Regions from separate parts of the Mus musculus genome. Here all the other regions are linked to region 1. Evidence: chromatin loops called from intact Hi-C (ENCODE). Cell type or tissue: heart. All regions are shown on one strand.

Region 1 (8,000 bases):
GCCTCTTCATTCCATTCTGTCATGTTTCCTCATGTTTGAAGAGGAGGCCTCCCGTGTACAGTGCCAGGACTGCTGAGAGCCTGGCTCCCATCCCAGCGTGCTTCAGAAGCGGCACAATCCAGTGCGCACTTCTGCAGTGGCCTCAGATGTAGTGTGGGGAGCAAGTCTACGTGCTATCCTCACCCCTGTTGCTCCCTGCCTCCTGCCCCTCTTCCCAGCCTTGTCACAGAGCTCCAGCACAGGGGCTGGCTCAACAAGACACACTAGTGAGTGAACGGATGGACACATTATAAAGTGAAAGCTTGCAGCGTGCCATGGATGTCAGCCTGAGCTGGCTCCTTCCCCAAGCATTTCATTGTATTTATGATAAGTCATATATCACAGAATGTGCCTTACTCTATATTCTATCATTTTATTATACACTGAACACTATTTCAATCTCGTGACAAGTCCAAAGACAGACACCGGGGTCCTGTTTTACAGATGCAGAAACAAGCTGCGGTTGGCAGGAAGTAGAGACGCTAGTAGTGAATGGTCCCAGACCCGTCACCTACTCACTTAATGGAGTATTTCCAGCTCTGTCTCAGGTACCATCTGTGCCTACAGGCTTTTCATGGACCCTGCTCAGACCTCGGCAAGGCAGCAGGGATCTGGATAATTGTCTCTCCTTGTCCCCAGTAGCTGATGCTCCTGCTTTGACAGACTTCAGTTGTGGCTGTGATACCAAATCAGCTCTCTCTCTCTCATCCTCCCCAGGCATCTGCCCTGTCTCCCCTCCATCAGACCAGGGTGCCTAGTACCATGTGACTGAATGACTGAGGTCACTTAGGTCAGCAAGAACCTCCTGCTAAAGCTGCCACAAATGCCTGGCCTTAGCCTCTACTGGATCAGGGCCTCTCGACCTCACCCCAGCTCTGCTCTGTCTTCTCTAGTCCCCCACCTCACCCCAGGATGATCTACTGCCGATGCCTCAGGAGTCTGCAACCCAGACTCATCTTCCAGGGTTCAGGGACATCTGTGTCCTCCTCTGGATCAGTATGAAGCAGTTTTCCTCCTGCAGGTAACATGCATCCAAGACCCCATTGCCAGGTGCCACCAAATCTTCCCAGATCCACAGCAGTGGCCAGTTCTCCCATCTTGTCCCATTCTCCTCCACAGTACCCTATCTTCCTGCAGCTCCTCCCCATCCTCACAGTACCTCCATCAATTCCATGGTATCCATCTTTCCCTGGCCACATTCTATCCTGCACACATGACACCCCCACACAGTTCTCCTCTAACTTCCTCCACACATGGAGGGTGTTTGTTTGGACTCCAGCTTGTCACTCCTGGGACCATCAGCTCTGAGCTCTGCCACACAATCCTTGCCTAGCTGACTCTTGGGGAGCTGCTCCCTAAGGAGGGCCATCTCTGATCCTTGCTCTCACTCACACTGCCCTTCATCAGCCTCCAGCCCCTGGATAAAGGCAATAGCTTCCACTTTGGTCCATTGGCTCTTCTTTCCTGCAGCCTGACACGCCCAGAGCCTTCGCAAGGGATACTGATGGATTAGTATCCATTAGAACTGGTGTCATTCTAAGAAGATAGTAGGGTCCAGACAGGCAGAGGGAAGGCCACACAAGGATGCAGGATACAGGAGAAAGTGCCTTCTACAAGTCAGAGAGGCCCAGAAGGAAATGAACCTGTCTGCACCCTGGCTTTTGACTTCTAGCCCCCAGAATTATGAAATCATTTCTGTCACTTAAACTACCCAGCATGGGGTACTTTTACACCCCTGAGCTAACTGCAGCTAGAAGGTCGCCTGTGCCTACTCTATAGTATGGGATATCGTTTCTTATCACCTCGAGTCTCCCTTGTTTGCATCGACACCTTAGCCCTAAGACTCTAGCATGAAGACCCAAGCTTGTCTCCTCTTGTAGTTCAGACCCAGCAGGAGCAGGTTGAGGCTAGGCTGGCAAATCCCAGAACTATTTGATAGGGGGTGAATAGAAGCTAAAACTCTTACAGAATGAGTGGACTGAAGGCAGACTTTTGGCCAGCATACCTTTCGACTCTGTATAAATGCTAAAGATTGTGTTTTGAAAAATGCCTGCAGGCCCAGCCCTGATATTTATGGCATGCCTCTTGGCCTTCCTAAGGAGCAGTATTCTCTGCTGTTATATTTATAGCCCTCCGTGCAGACCCAGCCGGACAAGGGATTGCAAATGGACTGTCTGCTAATAGTGCATGCAGATGATGTGGGAAGTGGCATGATCCTTGATCCCAGGGTCAGACGAGAGCCCTTCCCATCCGGGGAGGCTGTCCTGGACCAAGGAATAGGCCCCTCCCCCAGCTTCCTCTATGCTGAACCCTAGAAGTTTACAGATACATCAGGATGGCCGGCCGTGCTCTTTTGCTGTTTCCGTGTCCACACACTGCTGCTCCTTCCTTAATATTTATCTTTAGGTCGACTTACTACTCCTTAATGGTGGGATGACTCAGAGCCATCAGACACCAAGTTCATTTTCCTACCACCCCTAAGCCCGGAGGACAGACAGCCACCAGAGCCTCTCCGGGCTTAGAGAAACATGAGGTGCCATACCCCTACTTGGGCCCTATGGGGGAAATGTCAGGAAAAGGACTGAGGAAGGCTGAGGGATTTACTCAATCCCTATTTCTCCAAGATGAGCAACGGCTCAAATCAGCATGAGGGGCACAGTGAAAAGACGGACAAGATGACCAAGACAGGGCCTGACTGGAAACCGCTACCTGCTTTTGTTGAGGTAAAGTTGAGGGAGGGATGCCCAGGCCTGGTGTATTGTTCTACCTGACACTCCTGCCAGGTGGCAGTCACATGTATGGCCTGTGGTGAGCAACAGTCTGCCCGGCAACTCCTCTCACTCCCAGGAGCCTTGCTGACGTGTAAGAATTCAGATGAAACCAGACAAGGTAACGCTCAAGCAGCCTTCCATTAGGAAAATGGAGTTTTAATAAAATAAAGACAGTGGGGTGGTTTCCATGAACCAATACCCACCCCCTCTTCTTTTCCCAGTGCAATAAGCCTTGGTGAAGTGAGCCACGTAGAAATTTCCCATGCAGCGTCAGTTTCCAGCATCAGTGTCTACCAAGATCCTTCTTACAGAAGTCCCATAGACTACAGACATGTTTAGGGTACACGGTGCAAACCATCAGGGACTCCTTGAGAACTGTGTGGAGTGGAGCCCCCCCAAAACTTGCTCTGGTTAAGCAGCCCAGGCTACACATCATCTTGTGCCTGTAGCCTGTTGCTGCCGACCCCAGGGCTCCAGGCTTTCAGGTCGGTCCCTCCAGCTCCTTGTCTCCTACCCATCAGCAGACCAGCAGAAGATTCGCCCCTTCTCATCGCCAACCAAGAGCTTGCTCTGGTTCCTTGGGAAGATCAAGAAAAGGTAAGAGTGCTGGAGGCCACTGCATCAGAGCCACACACCCCAGCCAGCACTCGGGAAATCACAGGATGCATCCCCAGCCCAGGCAGAGCAATCAGCATGAGCTCCAGGGAAGAGCATAGGCCCATGCTTCTCCTGCTGCCCCGCCCCCACACCACCCCATGTAGGCCAGCCTGGCATCCAGAACACTGTGCACTTCCTACACCAGGCACTGCAGAAGGCTACTGCAGGCCAGGGAGTGAAGAAAGAGTGGAAAGTCAGTTGCTCTTGGGACTGCAACCCCTTGGAAGAATTAGCTGGATCACCATGACAGCTAAAATAATAGCCCAGGGTCAACTTTGAGACTACTCTGCATTGGCTAAGAGACTTCATAAGGCATTCCCCCTGCCCCCCCCCCCCATGTACCACGGTCATCCTGAGCATGTTAGCATCACTAGTGGGATTCAGGACAAAAGGACCTCTTTAAGACAAACCTACAAATTATAGTTCTCTACCATTTGCGTCTCTTTGTGAATCTATGCATACTCGTGACATAGGGATCAAGAAGAGCACATGGGGATTAGCAACAAGATGGGCCTGCCTGGGTCCCTGTAGTGATGTGATCTCCCTGGGTCTGATCATTGAGAACCCAGCTGGAAATGTTGGGACTTGGCTAGGTTGGCTGTAGCGCCCTCTGCTGGAGTCCTGGAGAAAGTTCCTCGGCTCATGGGCTGCTCTTACCTAGTGATGGCCAGAGCTGTCACAGCAGGACTTGCCTTGCTGGGCTTGCCACTCAGAGCAACACTGACATCCAGCTCTCGGCTCAGGGCAAGATTCTTGGCCCACTTGTGACCTGTGGAAAGTGTGAGAGAGGAAAGTTAGAGCATTGGCGGCTGCATGCACAAAGCCTGTGCACCCAATACGTAGGACCACACAGATACAAACATTTATATTTGTGGTCAGCAACTTGTTAAATTGAGGGGGAAAATATATTTAATCTTGGCCTGTGCTGTTGCAAAAAAGGGCCGTCCCAATTTAATTTGCAGGCTGTGATAGTTACATGTGCTGACGTGCCGTGGTATCCATTGTGTACCAAATTGGATTTGTGTATTATTGCTTTCTAAATTGCATGCCTAGTTCAGCAAAATTGTTCATCAGTGTTTACTGGCTTTATGCTTAATAAGATGCCCCACAATACCTTGCTGCCAGGGTGTAATGCTGCCTGTAATTGCCTAGTAAAAATAAATTACATAAAGTCTGCATTATCAACTTAGCTAAATCCTCTCACACCCAACCAATAATTAAATGCTGAGAGAATTTTCTCAAAAAAAAAATATAACTCAATGATTGTTACCTCACTCATTCTAATGACTGCATTTAGAGACAGACAGTCATTCCTTCGATGTGAAGGGTGAGATGGAGAGACAGCAAGTGGGCATGGCCCAGTGAGAGCACTTCATCATCTCGGGACCTGACTGCTGTTGTATCCCCGCCCCAGCCTTGCTGAAATGGCCTCCTCTGGGTGGGGAAGACCCAGTGCAACAGGGAACACATAGGATCTGAGTCAAGAGTGCTGTCCATGGATGGAGACAGACACTTGGAAATCCTAGCACAAGTCCTAACACCACTCCCTTCCTAAGTCGGAGACTAGGGGCCGTTTTCCCAAGCAACCGTGCTCCGGTGGGCTAGTTCTTCCCACAGATGATGAATAAATGAGTTCCAGGCAGAAATTAGATTACAGCTGCCCACAATGCATATCCTCGGTATGTTTACAGATCTCCTTCCTTGCCCCTGGAGACATTGAGGGTGTGCAATAACATACACACCAATAGGACACATATGCAAATATTCACATGACACATGTAATTCTGATCCCTTTCCAACAAAACGGTTTTGAGCATTGTGACGAGGGCATCAGGCTTCCTTAGAGCCCTCCAGTGGGTTACGTTCATAAATCTGCTCTAAGATTCGTTGACTTTAACAGAGATTCTATCAGATTTTTTTTTAACTATTTGTGCACTACTTTGTCTTTTAATCCTATCGGTGACCCCAATCCGGAAAGCCTACTTGCTGTCGATTCTGCAGGGCAGCAGTGACCTCAGGTCAGAACAGACAGCAGAGGAAGGATGAGGGTCCTGAGACTTCCTGTCAGCTAGAAACGATCTTGTAATTTCCCTAACGTCAACATCGCTGTGTTCACAAAGGAGAATTTTTTTTTTGGAATCCGAGGAATGAATTCTGTGGAGTGGATTCTTATCTGTCCGTCGTTTCTCGATGCCCTGTATTCTACAAGATTGGAATCACAGGGAATATTCTTAGCTAGCAGAAAAGAAACAGGACCACAGCAGCTGTGGAATGGAGTTGGGTCTACAGCCTGGTCCCCTTCCAGTTCTTCAGACCACGTGACTACTTCTGTTTGAGCCAAACAGAAGCTGGGGGCCCATTGTCCCCGTGCTGAGAGTCTGTGAGCTGGGATGAGTTCATACTTTAGGAATATGAAGGGGGCAGGTGATCTTGAGACTAAGATGACATTCAGTGTCACATCTGTGACTTGTTTCACAAATAGTCAAGGGAAAAGGATTCCTGAGCTGGCTCCTCCCATGGGACAGAAACAGGATTGAGGGTATGTGATTGCTGCTCTCAAAAGAAGTGTCCAGTTCCAGCACACATAGCTATGTGCTCTCTCTCACACTCATCATGAGATGACTCCTCATGGCCTCAAGCACCGGAGGGACCAGGACACTGAGCTGAACACAGTTCTTGGTCTTTTGATGTTTATGCTCTGACTCAACCCAGATTATGACAAATTCCTAGAAGTGCTAAAGGAAGGGATTTTGGGTATCAGTTGAATGTAGGACACAGTGGAGCCCCAGCAAGTTCTGTCTGTTTTCTCGGGAGAACTCACAATGAATGTCTGCATGAATCAGGGAGGCACAAAAAATGCAACAGAGGTAAACTAATTGAAAATGACCACCATGCCCAAAGTATCCCCCTGAGGTTGGAAAAAGTCCCCTCCTGTGGGCAGTAACAGGAACTCTTGGCAGATTTGGGGACTCTCCAAATATAGTAAAGCACTTCTTCCTTCATGGGTCAACAAGAGAGACAGCTTGGTGCTGGACCATAATCTTCTGAAGTTGGGGCTGAGCAGGAAGGATGTTTGCAGTGAAGACAGGGATGGTGGAAGGGATAACTGAGTAGCTAGAGGTGCAGTGGTGTCGTTTTGATGATGAGGGCTTTGCCTGCCTTTGTAGCAGAGGGGCTGGTGAGGGCGACTGTGTGATCCTGTTTGAAGTCAGCATCACCACCGCTGCTTTAGTGGCAGAAGTGGACATGGTGGCAATCTTTGGATGACTTTGGGCAAGTTACTGAGCCTCTCTGTGCCTTGGTTTCCTTATCTCTAAGTTGGGCACCTTGCTATAATCTCCTGTTCAGCACTGCAGTCAGAAAGGAGAGGACACATGGAAGGGTTTTTGGCAGAGTGTCTCATGCTTTAGGACATTGTCCCCCTGTGATAGCCTTGGTGGTGGAGACGGCAGATGGGTTTTGCACTTCAGTCTCACCTGTCACATGAGAAGAGGGTTCTGCCATAGAATAGTGCTCTCTTGTTTTTTGTGCATATCACCTGGGAATGTGTGTGACACATCCAGCCCAGGAACTCTGAGCTTTTTCAGTTGGTTGGTCTGAGTCCCAGGGCAGGAAAGAACATTTATACTAAGCCTCTGGCTGAACTGAAATGAGGCATAATGAGGGCTATTGGGGCATCTGAGGCATGATAGGTCTGCCTCCTCCTCACTGGGCGTATGGCACCTTTCTTCTGCTTACAGGTTGGCTGTCTAGATAATTAACCAGCAGTACTCAGGTGCTGGGTTGTGGCTTCCAGGACCATCAGAGAACATCAAAGGAGAACATGTGGATATATATACCCACTAAGCCCTGGGGCCCCTGACACCCACCATATCCTAGTCCACTGGTCCAATAGAGACTGCAGAGTCCAGCAGAGGACTCAACAGAGCTTCACATACTGCTTCCTAGTACCCCCAGTCCTTGCAGGACACAAACTATTCTCTGATGCCCCCCCCCCCACCCCGTCATGGCCTGGATCTGAAATGTCTCTCCTAGGCTCATGCGGAGAATGCTCTGACTCCAGCCCATGGGACCGTTTTGAAAGCACTAAAGAGGTGGGGACTGTTTGGAAGAAACGTGTTGTCTGTCAGTGTCACACCCAGCACCAGTCCTGGTCTCTCTCCTCCGCTGCATGGGAACACTGCCATTTCACATTCCAATGCCACAAATGCCACCATGCTTTACCCCCCAGTGAGAATGCCTGAAACCATGAGCTCAAATAAACCTTTCTGTCCCGGAGTTGTTTCTGCCAAGCAGGTATGGTATCACAAAAATCAAAAGTAATGTGTGTAGTCCTCGAGCTTGGCAGCACTTCCCTGCACTCTGATGCACCATGTGGGGCTGCAGCCCTGGTGCCGAGGCAGGGGGAGAGGCGTACAGGAGGGCAACATGAGTCAAGATCTCCAAGCAGGTACCTCTGGGGCTTAGGGGCTCCGTGGAGGGCTCCTCCATCACTGCCTGCCTGGGAACAGGCATCTTCACGTCCTCTGTCTT
Region 2 (8,000 bases), 280 kb before region 1:
GCTCTTGCATTCTCTGTGCAATGCCTGTCAGCCCTGCGGCTTTAGAGGTCCTTGTCTATGCTTTATACTTCTGGAGGGGATGGTCCTAGTTGGCTTGGCTTTTAGAGCAGAAATACCATATGGGTGGTTTAAGTACCAACACTGACGCTCTTATGTCTGGGAAGTTCAGGCTGAAGTTGATGAACACATGTGATTTGGTGAGTGCTGTATCCACTCCAGTAGTGACAAGCACGAAAGGCCCCGAAAACCTGGGCACTGTCCCGAGGCAAAAAGTTCACAGAAACAGTCTTCTGGAATCATGGCATACTGAATATACATAAAGAATGCTCCAATGTCCTTGCTTTAGTTGGTAAACGGATCTGTGTGCTTTCCCTTAACATTGCTTTATTACAAGTGCTCCTTGAGGATTGATATTTTGACATATAGCTAAGTTAGTTTCTAGGCAGTCCTTGATCCAACCTTGGGCATGGATAGCTAAGTCACTGCCCTACACAGAAATTTACCATTATCTAGGAAGAAGGAAGTTTGTGACCTAAAAAGGAACCAGAGTAGATACTTAGAACTATAGGTAGCTGAGTTACACCCATACACAAACAAGTATTTACAATGGCCTAGGGGGAAGGTGGACTATACAATAGACTAGAGTAGGAACTATGGCAAGGGCACGAAGCCCTTGCCCCTGACTTCTAAGATTAAGTGGACCTTAGGTGGAGCTGTTTTTGATCCCAGTAGTTAACATTGAGTTTTACCCCAGTTGGTTCCTGCCAGTTATTCCATATTTGTATTCCTTTGTTTTGTGTAAGAATCCAGTAACCTCCTTGTACCTTGCCGATGTGTCACCCAACTTCCCTATTTTCTTCTCTATAAAAAGTTTGATGCTCAATTTGAAAAATTACATTCAGATCCACACTCCCTTGTGTTGGGTCTGTCTGTCAGTTCCAGCCGACGCCTTGCCCACCTGCTCCAGAGAGTCATTCCATGCAGACAAGGAACCCAGAGGGTCTGCGGCAGGTGAGGCTCTATTCCTGGTTGTGAATGGATATCCTCTTAATCTATCTATACATGGTGGTGGTGTCTTTCTGGTCTTCTCTTTTAAAGGTACTCGTAAGGACTCTACCCTCTAACTAAATTATCCCTCACAGGCCAGCCTCTAAACACTAGCCTGTGTGGAATTAGTGCTTCAACATATAAGTTTTGGGGGGCACAAACATCCAGTCTATACCAGAAAACGATGAAATGGCCAAATGTGTGGGCTCCTTTAGGAGTTGGGGGAAGGTGGAGAGAAGCAGGGCATACACAGGGTGGGAGGCTTGGGACACACTTCTATATACGTATATTGGCTGAGTCACTGGTAGAATTCAGCAGGTTTCCTCTTCAACTTACACTGGGGAAAGCTTCCAGAGTCATTGCCTGACCCTTGCTTAAGGCTCCAGAGTCCTGGATCTGAACTATACCTTAACTTTATAGCCTTGGGTCCCTCTCTCTGGTGCTATGGTGACTTTCCTCTGCTTTCAGCCTGAGGTCTGATGGATGTGTCCCTGTCATCCCTTTCAACTTTTCAAAATCAGAGATGTAGGCTGTGCTGAGAAAAGGCTCTTGTGAGTGGCACCTCAAGCCCTTTCATTCATGCAGCCGTCAGTGCTGGAAGAGTACGTACGATAATGCTCCATATCTGGTGCTGGAGATACAGTCTGGACAGGGCTGATCTGAGACCAGAGTCCTTTCCCTGTGGAACTGGGAATCTTGGTATGGGTTGCTTTGTACTTTGGGTGGCATTAGTCTCTCTCTCTCTCTCTGAGGTTGTCAAGCATGTGTGTAAACACACAGCATTGGTTTGTAGAAGAGTTATTGTATCTGACTTTTTTTTTTAAACCTATGCTGGTTGGTGTTTTGTAAACTAGACACAAGTTAGAGTCATCTGGGAAGAGAGAACCTCAGTTCATCAAATTGGCTTGAAGAATGATTTATGAGGGAGGGTAGGCAGTATCACCCCTAGCAGATGGTCCTTAGTTGTATAAAAAAAGTAGGCTACGTAAGCCACAAGGAGCAAGCCAGTAAGTCACACCCCCTGTGCTTCAGCTCCTGCCTCTTGGCTCCTGAGTTCCATGAGTTCCTGCCCTGGCATCTCCCAGTGATGGAGAGTGGCCCGAGAACTATAAGATGACACAAAGCCTTTCCTCCCTAAGTCACTTTTAATCATGGTGTTTATTATAACAACAGAAAGAAAACTCATGATAGTATTCGAGGCCTGACCTGATTTGAGTAACCCTCAAGCTAGGAGCTAGGTGGTGAAAGCCAGGGACTCTCCAAGTGACAGGGCTCTAGTGGAGTATAGGCTCCTCACAGTGTTGGTACCAGGTTCCAGTGGCAGCACTGGCTTGGCTTACCTTTGAATCTTTCACTAGGTGCAATCACACATAAGTGGGTCTCTCAGCCCTGCAGCAGGAAAGCACCCAACCGACTGCCGGGATCTTGGATGAAGACAGCAGTTGACTAGAACTTGCCACACACGGGCACTGGCTATACTTGTGTTGTTTCTACGGCTGCCTCAGGCCTGTTGGTGGGGATAGCCTGGGGGGGGGGGAGGGCAGAGTCATTTCCATCACACAGCTCAGCTGCGTGAAGTTCATTCTGCCTGGGTTGCCAGATTAGTGTCTAGAGGGACCAGTTTCCCAGGCCTAGACCTGGAGCTGAGTCTGTAGATCGTGTACCCAGGACTTGAGGACACCGATTCCAGGCAACAGAGACCCAAGGAAGGACCCAGTCTCAAGAGAAATGAGAGGTTAGGGGGAAGGAGGGGGAGAGCTAGGCTGGGATGGAAGGGTCCCCTGCAGCCTGTCTCCTTTCAGCTTCTACCCTGGATCCCTGATGACCATGGCAGCATTATCCATTTGTTCTCTAGGTTCTATGTGCTGATTTGTAGACTGGCTCATTTCCTGATGGCAGCCCGATGTCCCCAAAGCAGAGCTGGGACCAGGTGTGCACAGCAAGCTTCGCAAGGTGCAAGGGAATCGGGAATACTTCTGGGCCCCAGCAGGCTCCAGCTGCGCATGCTTTTGAGTGGAGTCTCACTCACACGAGCTTGCCCTCCAGCGAGCAGCTGCACTCTCTCGCACCGGGCTTGCCTGCCTCAGACAGGGCAGCACGAGATGTCAGTCCTCTGGGTGCCTGGTAGACTTGGCCAGAGCCAAGTTTCTATATTCCTGCTGCATTAGGAAGAAGTTCATGGCATCGGCCTCCTGTTGGTGATGCTCCCAGCTCCACACCTCTGCAGGTGCAGATGCCAAGCTGCAGGGACCTCCATTCCCTTACATCAGAGGCAGAGCAGAAGGCCTCTGGACTGTCTGTGACCCCCTTCCTTGCGCTTTTGTCACAATGGGGACGAGTCCTGATCAATCTGTACTTCCCAAAGAGGACATGATCACTTTGCCAATCACCCAAACTGCATGCCTGATGCCAGGGATGCCACCAGAGGAGGGCCACACCACTTCTAAGACATGTGGGGTCCACCAGTACAGGCTTTTACGTGGGATCTTGGTGTGAGCCTAGCAAGGCTGCTTAACAATATAACCATGACAAAAGGACTGCAAGTCTTAGACCAAGGTTCTCAACCTGTGGGTCCCGACCCCTCTGGTGTTTTGCCGACTAAAATCATCAGAAGACACAGATGTTTCTATTACAACTTGTCATAGTAGCAAGATTGCAGTTATGAAAAATGATTTTATGGTTGAGGGGAGGGTCACCACAACATGAGAAACTTCATTAAAGGGCTGCAGCATTAGGAAGGTTGAGAGTTACTGTCTTAGAGCCTCAGTCTTCTCCTGTGTTGTGGAGCTGATGCTGGGTGCCCTGTGGAGGCATTCCTAGCAGGGCTTCTTGACTTAGCCACTGCAGACCAAAGTCCCCTGGGGGTAGGTGACATCTGACCCTGTTCACGTATACACTCTACGTTTATCTATAATTCCCTTCCACCTTCTCCACGGGCATCTACCCTGGACTCAGAACGCAGGAATCAGTGTTGAAAAGGAGCTGCAGAGGCAGTTCTGGGCCACTGGCAAGAGCCAGAAGCCTGGTTCTATGATAACATCATTCTGCACATGTCTCTTATCTGTCATTGTGAAATAGGGACTGTACAAACCACCTCTGTTTATACCAATTTTTATCTGAATGGGGACTGGAAACCTGAGGTCCCAACCCTATAACTGACAAGGTCAGATATGCTTCACAGAGAAAAGGCAGACTTCCCCTGGTGGCAGCCTGTGGGCAAGGTTGTGTGCTTGCGTGCTCACAGTCCCCATAGAGAACGTGCCTAGCACAGGAGCAAGACATTTACTTGTTAAAGGAATGAGTGAATGGATGAGAGACATTCTCACTTTCACCTAACATAAGGTTAACCCTACATGGCACCAAATATCATCAATAGTGATTGTTATTTAGCACAACAACTGTACGGGGTAGTTTACGAAGAAGGAATGTGGAGCCTAGAGTGGCTTAGTACCTGTTGGTGTGGGCTTTGGACTTGGCACTGCTGAGGGGGAGGGGCTCCCACCACATGTATCATGCATGTGAAAGTTTCCAGAACCTTCTAGGACGCCTGCACAGCTTAGCACCTTCTCAGCGCTGTAGCGCCCCTCGTAGCCCTGTGCTATGATTTCACACTTGAGTCTCTCAGGAGCTGATTTTAGGACCTCTGACCACAGGATGTCTTCTTCTCTGCACCTGCCTGCCCACCAGGCCCCAAAACATGAGATTCAAAGACTCTGCAACTCTCTAGCATCTTGTATAGACAATAACACTCCCTTAAGGGATTATAGTTTAAGAACACAACAGAATTTGGACTAACTTCTGTTTGTCTAAGACTCATTTGGTGCTGGCACCCCCCAGCACCCTGGCACCCATGGGAACCACTTTTGACTCTGTAGAGACTGTACAGAGGGGGTCCCATGCCTCAGACCTTGGTTACCTTGGCGCCATTTTTCGGCAGGCATTTGCTGATGCAGATGGGGATGCTTTCTCAGCCTCAGGAGAGGATGTGGCTATGTTAGGAATAGCTTACTACCTAGCAACCATCCCCTCTCCAGCCCAGACAAGGAAGAGCGGGACCCCTGGAAGAACCCAGAGTCTGCCAGGTTGGGTAGAGAAGTTGGCCCAAGCACTGCCTCTTCAGCGAAGCAGAGAGGGTACCAGAGAGTCTTCCCTGCCCTCTCAGAGGACAATTGCCTCCCCTGGGAAATGGAGAGCACCAGCACTCTAAGGGACCTCCTGGCCATCTGTCCTTGGACTTGTCTGTCTAACTCCTGATCTTCACCGTACACTTTGTATATATGACCTTGTTTGGAGTTCCAATTAGCAGGCTAGGTAGGCTTGGTACTGAAAAGTTTTAGATGGAGAAATTGAGACTCAGAGAGGTTGAAGAACTCCCTTAAGGTCATGGCCAGGCGGTAGAGATCAAACTTCAGGCCTACAGCTCTGTCTGACCAGTACTTCTGCCTCCCAGGCCTGTGAGCACTTGATGAGTTACCCGGCCAGTCCACCTCACCACCCTGACCTCTGCCCAATCAATTGCAGCAGCCCTCAACCCCCCGAGAGACTGTGAAAAGAACAGGTAGAAAGCAAAGAGCACCAATAGATTTGTATGAAGAGAGGATTCAGTACACAGGGATTCTCACCACAGGATGCAATGTGGCCTGGGTGTATATCTCAAGTTCAGGTCTACACTTAACCCTGACTCTAATGGATCAGGACAGCAGAGACAGAGATCTCCTCCACTGGCCTGGGGCTGAGCAAGACTTCAGAGGCGTCTCTTGGTCTTGAATAGGCTTCTTCCGCTGGCCTGCTCTGGTCGGGTTCTTCCATCCCTTGTTAGCTGTGCATCCTTGGGCAAGTTTTTTAACCTCTCTAAGCCTCAATGTCTGCCTCTATGAAGGGGATCCCAAGACTTACGATGCTGAGTGACCTCAACAATAAACCCAGACATACTAAGGTCTTGTCTGTTGGGAACATGTAGCTAGCTCCACTGAATGGAAGTTGTGGTGTGGAAACTGAGGACTGGGTGTAGCCTTGTGTATTTGAGCTCTGACCTTTGTCTTCTGCAGTATTTGGGCTCTACCTCCTGTGAGAGTCAGACGAAGGCAGACTGGTGGGTGTGTGTGTGTGCGTGTGAGTGTGTGTGTATGTGTGTGTGCTGTAATGATTCAGGCAGGAACAAAGATATTCTAAAGAGAAAGACACTTCTGCCCTTTCTTGGCTATCAGAATGTTGAAACAAAGGTTCCTAGGGGGTTGATATTTTCCCCCAGAAATCTAGTGCCAGTCAGAGAAAGATCTGGTCTCTCAGGGAGATTTTACACAGTTATGACAACTTAGACTGTCTTAGAGGACAGAGCAACAATGACCAGTCAATGGTTTTAAACCTCTTCTCTAAACTTAGGAGTCTCTTGTTCTACTGACAGAGCTAGCTGGGCATGCACATAATGTTTAAACTTAAACTTCATGTCAGAATTCCTAAATATGGCTTTGAGGATCACCGGGCCTCTTTGTTCCTCTTTTCAATGTGGCCACATTTGACTAAATCTCTTCTATTCACCAGAACTTGTTTCTTTAGTTGGCCCATTGAGGACAGGGGGCCAGGCCTTGCTTGTTAGAGCTGCCAATGGCCCATTGAGGACAGGGGCCCAGGCCTCGCTTGTTAGAGCTGCCAATGGCCCATTGAGGACAGGGGCCCAGGCCTCGCTTGTTAGAGCTGCCAGTGCCAAGGTTTTGACCCCCCCCCCCCACCTCCACCCCAAAACACATTGCTGCATGTGGCCTGGTAGTCTCAGGACAGCCAGCTAAGGGGCTGCTCCAATGTCACTTGCCCCTCCAAGGTGAGGCTAGGCAGTACCAGCTGTGAGAGCAGCTTCCAGTCATGGCAGAGAGGCTGGGGAAAGATCTGATGAGATTTGGGAACCCTGCTCCTAGATGCATTGACGAGGCCCAGCACTCCTGCCTTCCTTTGGGCAAAGGCTTTAAGATGGGAAATGGCCAAGGTGTTATCTGTCTCTCCACCTCGCCGTGCAGTTCCAGAAGAAAGGGACCTCTCAAAGAAAAACAAAACAAACAAACAACCCCCGCCCCCAACCAAACCAAACCCCAAAACCAAAGACAACAACAACAACAAAAACCACCACCACAACCGACTGCAGTATATCGTCGGCAGCTCCCACTGGAGCTGAGCGTGAACCCTGGGAATCTTGTCTGGGAGCCCATCCTGGATGTGCCCTTTTCTCACATCCTGTCTGAGCCGGACCTCAGAGGGCGGCGCGAGAACACTCTCCCAAGTCCTGAGAGAAGCACTGATGCTTGTTGGGTTCTTCAAACTCTTCTGCTGTCAGATCCCTCTAAGGTCGGCTTACTCAGGCCCAGATCAGAACACGTTTTGCTCCACTGCAGATCCATCCGCCACCGGAGGCTGGTTCTCAAGTCAAGAGCATGCTCTGCCTTCCCCTGACTCCAGGAGGCTGTGCACTCCCCATACTGTACTAGTCCCATATACAGCTACGTTCACGCGGATACTGCGGCTCACTGTGTGATGTGCTCAGCACTGGCATGTACTCCACGAGTTCCCTGGTGGGGCCTGATCTCTGTCCTCCATTGATCCCTTGGCTCCCCCTCCAGCCACTCCCATCAGCTCCTGTCATGCAAGCCCCTGGGAATCAACCATAGGCCAAGAGCCCTTGGAGTTTTCTCCGCTAACTAAATGAAACCCAAGATGGGCAGGGCACGGCGCCATACTCCTATACCCTCGGAACCTGGCACTTTGGAGGTTAAAGGCAGAGGATTCTGAGTTCAGGACTGGTTTATGTTTTAAAAACAACAAGCAAGAACAACAAACAAACAAAAATCCATGGGCTCACCAGGGCTATGGACTGGTTAGATTTGGTAAAATGGGGTTAAATCTACCAACAGAAACAAAGTCAAGACACACTCTAGCCTGCTTGGATCTCACTGAGGAACACCAGC
Region 3 (8,000 bases), 72 kb after region 1:
CCTCAAGTACTAAGACACATGGCCTGGCAGGGGAGACATACAGGGCTGCCATGTTGCTACCCAGCCCATAGGCTGTCTTTGGAGAGTCATCTATTTTATTCCATGGCTCTAAGCCTATGATAACCAGTAGGAAGGGGAGAAGAGGAAACCAGAAGTAGGCAGGGCTTGGGGGAATCTGCTGGGGGAAGTGGAGAACTCACTTGGATAAGCAGTGGTGGGTGCAGTAGACATCGCCTGTAGGAGACAGAGTAAAGTTCTCACAGATGTAGAAGTGATGCTGGCCAAAGAGCAGGATCCCCTCTGAGACCAGGTGGCCCTGCACAATCACCATGGGGACCTTCTGTGACACCTGGAGGGAGAGAGGGTGCCAAAGTCAGACCGCGTGCCTGGGAAACACGCCACGCCCGTGATTTTTATGAAGAACTCACAGGACAGTTGGAACTGTCAGTGGTAGTGGCTTGCAAGAATGGCAGGCTACACAATCTCAACCACAGCCCATGTGGCACAGTGATACCATCATCCCATGTAGTTTTTAATCTACATATGGACACAACCATTCTTATCAATCCATCTGGGTGTCATTTAATATATATATATATATATATATATATATATATATATATATATATATATATGTATTTAACATATACATATGTATCATTACACCATTTCTCCCTTCCCTTTCATCCCTCCAAATCCTCTGATATATCCCTCCTTACTCTTTTTCAAATTCAAGACTTCTATTGCTATTAATTATTGTTTTACACACACACACACTCACATGCACACATGCGCATGCATACATTTATGCATACATATTTTTAAATACAACCTGTGTAATTATGCAGTCTGTGTAATGTTACTTTTAAGTATGTTTTCAGGGCTGATAATTTGGTATTGAATAACCACTTGGTGTGCTCCAACAGGAGACTATTTCTCCTGTTCTCAGCAGTCCTTAGTTGCCAGCAGTTCTTTGTGTAGGATTGAGCCTCGTTTGCTTTCTCCTATCCCCATTAGCACATCTATTGTCCTTGTCCTTGTTGGATAATGTTTAGGTCATCATGTTGGTGAACTTTCTAGGAGTATCTTCTGGCCCTTCCTAGGAGACACATACCACAACAAATTCCCTGATTCTCTGCCTCTTACAATCTCTCTGCCCCCTTCTTCTGCCACATTTCCTGAGCCTTATGCTGGGGAGTGTTTTGTAGATGTACCACTTGGGACTCACTGCTGTGGTTCCTAAGCATGTCAAAGTTGTTTCTCTTCTGTTAAGCTCCACGACAAACAAAGCATTCCCCAGTTCATATCAAGACAAGTTTTACTGGGGACAAAAACTTGCCCAGGTAATAGCCAATGAATAGCTGAGCCAGGAGTAGAACCAAGGTATGTTCAAAACAAGTGTAAGATTGGTACTGCTGTCTCTGTAAAGCCAAGGCAAGCATGGGTATTGAATGTTCATTGTCCATGTAGAACCTTGCTCCTGGACCGCAGGCCACACTCCTTCACTGACAGAGAGCACCCGGGGCGCCAGTGACAAGTTGCCCTCAACAACAGGCCAACATGAATCATGAGACTAGAGCCCCTTTGCCTCAATTCAGAGCCACTGTTTGGGTGTGATTAGCTCTGCATTACAACCATCCTGGGTCAGCTCTGACTTCCCCACTCCAAAATACTCCCTGAGAGCATAGCCACATGGAGATTCCAGCTTGCTTTCCAAGGATTCTGACCTGTGACAATGCAATGACTTACATTCCAGCAAGAATGAATAAATAATGAATGAAAACCAAAGGGACTAAGAATAAGGCCAGCGTCCATATTGTCTCCAAGTATTTCCATCCTTACAAATGCAAAACTGAAAGGCAAGGGTGACACACACCTATAATGCCAGCACTAAAGTGTGAAGGGGCAGGGGTGTCTGGGTGAGATTGACCCAAGTATGTGTGTAGTGTGTGTGTGGTATGAGTGTGCGGTATGTGAGTGTGTAGTGTGTGTGTTGGGGGGGTGGGTAAGTGATGTGATATGTGTGTGGAGTGTGAGTCTGTGGTGTGTGTGTCTGTGGTGTGTGTGTGTGTGGGTGTGTGCATGTGTGTGTCTGTGGGGTGTGTGTGTAAGTTGGGGAATGATCTAAAGGCTGAATGTGACATGTGTCTGTATTCCCAGTACTTGGGATTCTAAACCAGGAGGATTAGTTGCAAGGCTTGTTTGAAGCCAGGCTGCACTATAAACCCCATCTCTAGAACTAGATAAGTAAGCCACGGTCACAAGCACTGTGGTTTGAATGTGGTTTGTATCAGCAAAGCCAGAGCTGAGGTTCAGTTCCTGCAAACAGCCTGAGCTGATGAGGCCTTTGGAAAAGGCAGTTAGGGCTTCACCGTAGATTCAATCAGTTTGCTATTTGGTGGACTCAATGGTTAGGTTTGGTGGATTCAGGAGTTTAATGGACCCAGTGGTTTAGTTTGGTGGATTCGGTGCAATGAGGTTTGGGGATGTTTCATCTTACAGTGAGTTTACAAAGATTAGAGGGGAACCAGGCTAGGAATCAGGGGATGTCTGGCTGCCTCACAAAGGCCTTCTGAATGCAAGCCCCTCTGGGCTTTCTTTACACTTTTCTGTCTTTACATAAGTGCCATGTTTCACACAGTTACCTTGTTACAGCTAGTCTGCAGCCCACTGCAGGGCCCCTTCCTAATGACCTCCTGTAGACTTGTCTGATTTTTACTATGTTGCAGGATATTTGACCAATCTTTTATAGATTAAATTGCTTTCAAATATTTGGCATACCAGAGCTGCCAAACTCATTGTGAATTGGTGGGTACAGCAGAGGAATAAAGTTCTATTAACAAGACTGGAGGTTCGGGGTGAGGATGTTTTAAATTCCCATAGCTATTGCCAATTGCTCCCTTGTAAATCAGCACTAAATTTATGCCTTGCCACCGTTGTTAGGAAGGTGCTACAACTTGAATCCAGTTTGACTATATTTTCCAAGAACTCAGTCTAATGCCCATTGTGAGGTAAGAGGGTATAAAGGAGGGCCTTTTGGATTCCCTCGCATGTGTGGTATATTTATTGTATACTTATAATATGTAGTATAGTAGTATATAAAGAATATCATCAGGGTGAAGCCTCTAAGACTGGGTGTTTTCCTTAAAAGAATATCAGAAGAAAGACACACATTCACACATACTCCCTTTATCTTACATGATGCCCTGTGTCACCCTGAGACTCTGTCATTTAGAAGATAATCACCGCATACGAGCCTCCAGCCATTCAGACTCATAAACCTAAAGAAATCTCTTTTCTTCATAAAGCACTAAGCTTCAAGTCCTTTAGTATAGTATCACAATACAGACTGATAACCTAGAGTTATGCCAGGCTGCTTCAACTATTTTTTTTCCCTGTATCTTTTACAGGTAAAATTTGGAGGTCCCATCCCCAAGTTCATAAGGTGACACCTGAAGCCACAGCACCAGCCCTGGCATAGGCACCCCTAGAACATCTCCCCTTCCCTCGATGCCATCCCCATTAAACCCTCCACAGTTCCGGCAGCGGGGCTTTGGCTCACATGCCACAGTCTGATCTGATGCTTCCCTTTGGGAGGCTTAAGTAACAACCAGAATAAACCAAACCACAAGAAAAATGTCTAAAGAGAGCTGGGTTAATAGCTTAAAAATTGATTCTGCTAGAAAAGAAATGGCATTTTAAAATCTAGAAAACGAGCCCAAGTGAACTATTACCTGCTCTTCCATTTAAATGAGCCCTGAGAGGGCTCCATCCGTGTTTACTCATGACTAAGAAATCCCTCATGCCTTGATGCTATCGATCACTTCAGACAAGGGGAACTTTTGCTTCTCCAGGAGAACTTTTTAAAGACCTGCTAGATGATGTATGGTCATTCCCAGTGGGTGGATAACTAAGAAAGTAAATATCCCTCCATCTGCGGATGGTGGTGACCAACAGGTTGTCTGGAAAGCCGGAGAGGCTGGAGATAAAACACGAGGGACAACAACAACCGGAGTCACGGAGTGTCAGCTTGTAAGAACACATGGCCCCAAAGCCAGATCTCAGTGATGTGTCTAGGAAGGGCAAGGGAAGCTGTCGGTAGCATAACTAGTCTATAATCTTGTGCGGCACTAAAGTGTGTAGATGGAAAGGCTGAGGCCCAGACGGGTCAGTGGAAGCAGCCATCATTGGAGAGGCCCACGTCTATTTTCTCTCTTCTGTTTCAGGTGAACAATGTAACTCTTTCCTGGGCCCTCAGTTCATGCTATTAGGACTAGCGAACAGTTCAGGGACAATCATCCCTTGATATCCTTGGGGACACTTCTAGAACCTGTGTCCACTGTCACCAAATTTCACAGATACTCCAGTCCCTTCTGTCTCTCCTATTGCTTTAAATCATCTTTAGATGATTTATAATACTTAATATCATGCCAGCACTGTCTACACCGCTATACTGTGTTGTCTAGGGAAGAATGGACAGATTGGAGTCTGCAAGAACAAGAGCTCAGTTCAGACACAATGCTTTATTTTATTTTATTTTATTTGCTTCACAGGTGGTAGAATCTATTGACAGCCTCTGAGGTTATGAGGGTTTAATTATATACTTAATTTTCAAAAATATTGCTGAGAAAAACTAAATTAAAACTACCAAAAAGGGACAGGCTACCAAAATCATAATTGGGTTCGTTCCCCAGAAAACTCTCTACTTTTTCTAAGTGGACCACAATTACCTTGAGCTTCAGTCACACTAGGAATGAGAGCAAAGAATCCTAAAGCAATAGGTTCCACTAAGTTTGAGTGCCTCAACGCAGCAGCAAGGCAAAGAAGAGCAGCGCTGGGTCTCTTTAAGAACTCTCTCCCAGACAAGGAGCAGGAACGCCCCCTGCCTGCCTACCTGTGCCATTTCCACAGAAGCAATGAAGCCAAGCCTCCCTCCTCTCTCTGCAGGCTCTGGGGACCAGGTGGAAAGACAGTGACTTTGACACTGTTTGCCTACTCCAGTGTAATGTGAAACATACCACAAATCCCAAAGATGGTTCAAAGCACAGCGCTCACCCCCGCAGTCAATGAGGATATGTATTAGCAATTCACCCACAGTGTATCTAGCAAGGATCTCTGAGTGTTATAAACCTGGATTTGAGGGTCTGCTGAGATTGCAATACTACAAAGGCTCCGTGTTAAGGCTCGGTGGTCAGCTGGCTGATGGGATAATGGTCAGGGGACTGGATGATGAGGGATCTAGCCTAATTAATCAATGTATTAATCCACGGATGAACTTGTCATTTTACGCCTTACTGAGATCTGAGCTCTAGTTGGAGAAAGTGAGTCACTTTGGGCCTTTCCTTTGCCTGGCTGCTCTCTCTCTCTCTCTCTCTCTCTCTCTCTCTCTCTCTCTCTCTGTGTGTGTGTGTGTGTGTGTGTGTGTGTGTGTGTGTGTGTGTTTCCTGGTCACCAGTGAGCAACCAATCCCTGCCACGTGTTTCAGCCACCATGATATTCTCCCTTAGCTCAAACCGAATGCAGCAGAGCCAACACCTCTACTAAATGTAAACTAAAGTAAATCTTTTTTTTAAAAGTTGTTTTTCCCAAGTGTTTTGAAACAGTGACAAAAAGCTAACTAAGAGATATGTCCTGGAAACAGCAGAACATTGAGTCCTAAAGGCTGCTGCACAAACCTCATCCTCCCAGACCACTTTCTAAAAGTTTCATTCTAGCAGGTGCAGAGTTGGGGCTTAGAAGTAGCATTCTGAGACCACACCTAGGAGATGCTGGTGTAGATGATATGAAGAACACTCGTTAAGAAGGTGAGCCAAGGACACCAACTAGGCAGAGAGCAAAGCTGTTTCATGTGATCTAAGGGTATTGCTTGGAATACACCTGTCTATTGGTTCCTTCATTCATTCAATCTTGCACAGCAGTATTAGCAAATGCCCCACTCACTGGAGAAACAGAGGGAATGGAATCATGCCTTCAAGAGGTTTATGGTCTAACCAAGGCCGCTGTACAGCTAAGATGGGAAAGGACAGGCATTTGAAAGTGCAGTGAAGCCTATGTCTAGCATAGGCTGCATGGGAGAGACTAGGTCACAAAGAGGTAATCCCAAGGCTGGATTAGGGTTAACATACATACATACATATATACATACATACATACATACATACATACATACATACATAGTTAAATATGTGTGTGAAAGAAGCACTTCTGTATAATTAGGAAAAGGGCCAGCCATGCACATGCATACATGTGCACATATGTATGCATGCATATATATGAGCTTATGCATGTACAAAAATGAGGAAGGCAAGTTATAGGTCAACTCAAGGATCACTTTGTATAAAAGGTATGTTGCAGAGGGCCTCGAAGGCATTTATCAGGGATGATGTAGACAGCTGTGCTTTTTATCAAGTCCTAGTGATTCACTCAAACAGGCAGTTCAGAAACAACAATGTTAATACCCTCGTTAGCCTCCTGCAAGCAGCTTTCGTTAAAAACACCTGGGAAGAGCTTGTGAGCGATGCTGTCCAGAGCAAAAACTTCTCCCTTTGATCTGGCTATCACAGTCCAAGTCGCATTTGGCATTCAGTTTGTAGGCAAAAAGAATTCAGTTGTTTAATTTGCCATGGAATCAAAGATAATAACAAACAGCAGAGAGAATCTAACACTGGAATGGAGTTCTAAGCCTGGATGGATCCAGAAGTTTCATGGGAGGGTATGACATACTACCCCCAGCATGGAGTGACTGACGGGCCCACAATTAACATGCATTAAATCCACCACACAAACAGCAAATGGAGCTGTTTGCAGAGAAATGTGCTGTAGTTCTGGGAATCATTAATCAATGGTGCAAAGGCAGCGCTGAGTAACAGAATAATTACCGTCCCAGGTATTGCTGGAGGCAGCAAGGGCTCAGTTGATCACACAAGGAAATGAGTTCCGCTGAAGCCACCCGGAGTCCCAGGGCTGTGACAGCCCTGGGTCTTGGATAGATTCTGCAACTCCAAAGGTCTCAGCAGAGACAGACCACCAGGTTCACTAGAAGGAATTTATGCCCTGGGGTCTCTAGGAATAAGAATAAAGGATATTGGGGGCGGGGGGAGAAGGAGACTCTGAGATGCAAACATGATTACATTGCCATGTCCTGTTCTAGGAAATTTGGAAAATGTGGGAGGTCTGGTGTACTGTGAAGACAGGGGCAAACTTTATATTTGCTTGAGTGTGTTCATATTCTGAAGTCCCCAGACCCACACATCCCACCTCAAACTCTAGTTCCACGTTTGACAAAAGCAATGGTAGACCAAGCAACATCACAGAGGATGAGGGATAAGACCATGAATGAGCGGAAATAAGGTCGCCATACACTAGTGATCAGGCATGGCAGACTAGAGATAAAGTCAGAGTATGCTGAGCCCGAGGCCATGGTGTGTAATGAGAATATTCGTTTCCCATAACGTAACAAAACCCAGGTCTGTTAGGGGAATATGTTTTTGTTTTTAATCCCAGGTGTGGGATACGGGGCTACTTCCTATTGTCCCCAACATCTGACTATGATATTAGTCTTGTGCACTGGCATTTTGCCAGCTGAAGATAGTTCACGTTTGAAATTCTGGGGACTCTTCACAGGGTATATAAATGCCCGGGCCCTGAGAGGCAGACGTTGCTGCTCCTCACTGTGCTGTTTGCTGCTTGCTGGATTGCTGGTTGCTGGTTGGAGATATCCTGACAACAAAGACCAGTCTTGCCTCCAAAAACTCAATGCCCCTAATCAGCAGGAAGTAGTCTGACAAGATCAACACCCTCTTTCCTCTCCAACCTTTCTCTCCTGCCTGGGGGGGTCGGAAGGATGGGATAAAGTTTGGGAGGAGGTGGATAAAAGAATCCAATAAAGTAGCCAAAAGTCCAATTTCAGTGATAAGACTCTGGTAGACCGGGGATGAGGTCATTATAGATCAGAGCTAAGGCCACAACAGAGCAGGAACTATGTCCTGGAGACTATGCAT

Evidence for each region. A loop is a pair of places that touch in the nucleus more often than their neighbours do. Peaks named below come from ENCODE experiments on the same cell type or tissue, not always from the same donor. Only the 100,000 strongest peaks of a DNase experiment are listed, where the experiment ranks them.
Region 2: it touches region 1 in a loop (3-fold over the local background); 2 of 42 quality-filtered maps call a loop at or near these places.
Region 3: it touches region 1 in a loop (4-fold over the local background); 4 of 42 quality-filtered maps call a loop at or near these places.

Annotation. Positions count from the first base shown.
Region 1 is chr14:32,956,618-32,964,617 of GRCm38, forward strand. Wdfy4 (WD repeat and FYVE domain containing 4) reads right to left here. Exons shown (of 59, transcript NM_001146022.2): 57 at 7,922-8,000; 58 at 4,125-4,236; 59 at 2,930-3,387. The coding sequence ends at 3,321. Among named protein-coding and RNA genes, the nearest start is that of Lrrc18, 31 kb to the right of the region's middle. In heart, a CTCF peak has its summit at 4,089 (motif pointing left); DNase peaks (open chromatin) are centred at 84 and 4,094; H3K27ac peaks cover 2,590 bases; H3K27me3 peaks cover 151 bases.
Region 2 is chr14:32,675,136-32,683,135 of GRCm38, forward strand. All of the region lies in intron 1 of 3425401B19Rik (RIKEN cDNA 3425401B19 gene), which reads right to left. Among named protein-coding and RNA genes, the nearest start is that of 3425401B19Rik, 6.1 kb to the right of the region's middle. In heart, a CTCF peak has its summit at 4,261; no DNase peak of the experiment used is centred here; H3K4me3 peaks cover 608 bases; H3K27ac peaks cover 1,247 bases; H3K27me3 peaks cover 466 bases.
Region 3 is chr14:33,028,747-33,036,746 of GRCm38, forward strand. Wdfy4 (WD repeat and FYVE domain containing 4) reads right to left here. Exons shown (of 59, transcript NM_001146022.2): 41 at 201-349. Among named protein-coding and RNA genes, the nearest start is that of Lrrc18, 41 kb to the left of the region's middle. In heart, a CTCF peak has its summit at 4,889; no DNase peak of the experiment used is centred here; H3K27me3 peaks cover 18 bases.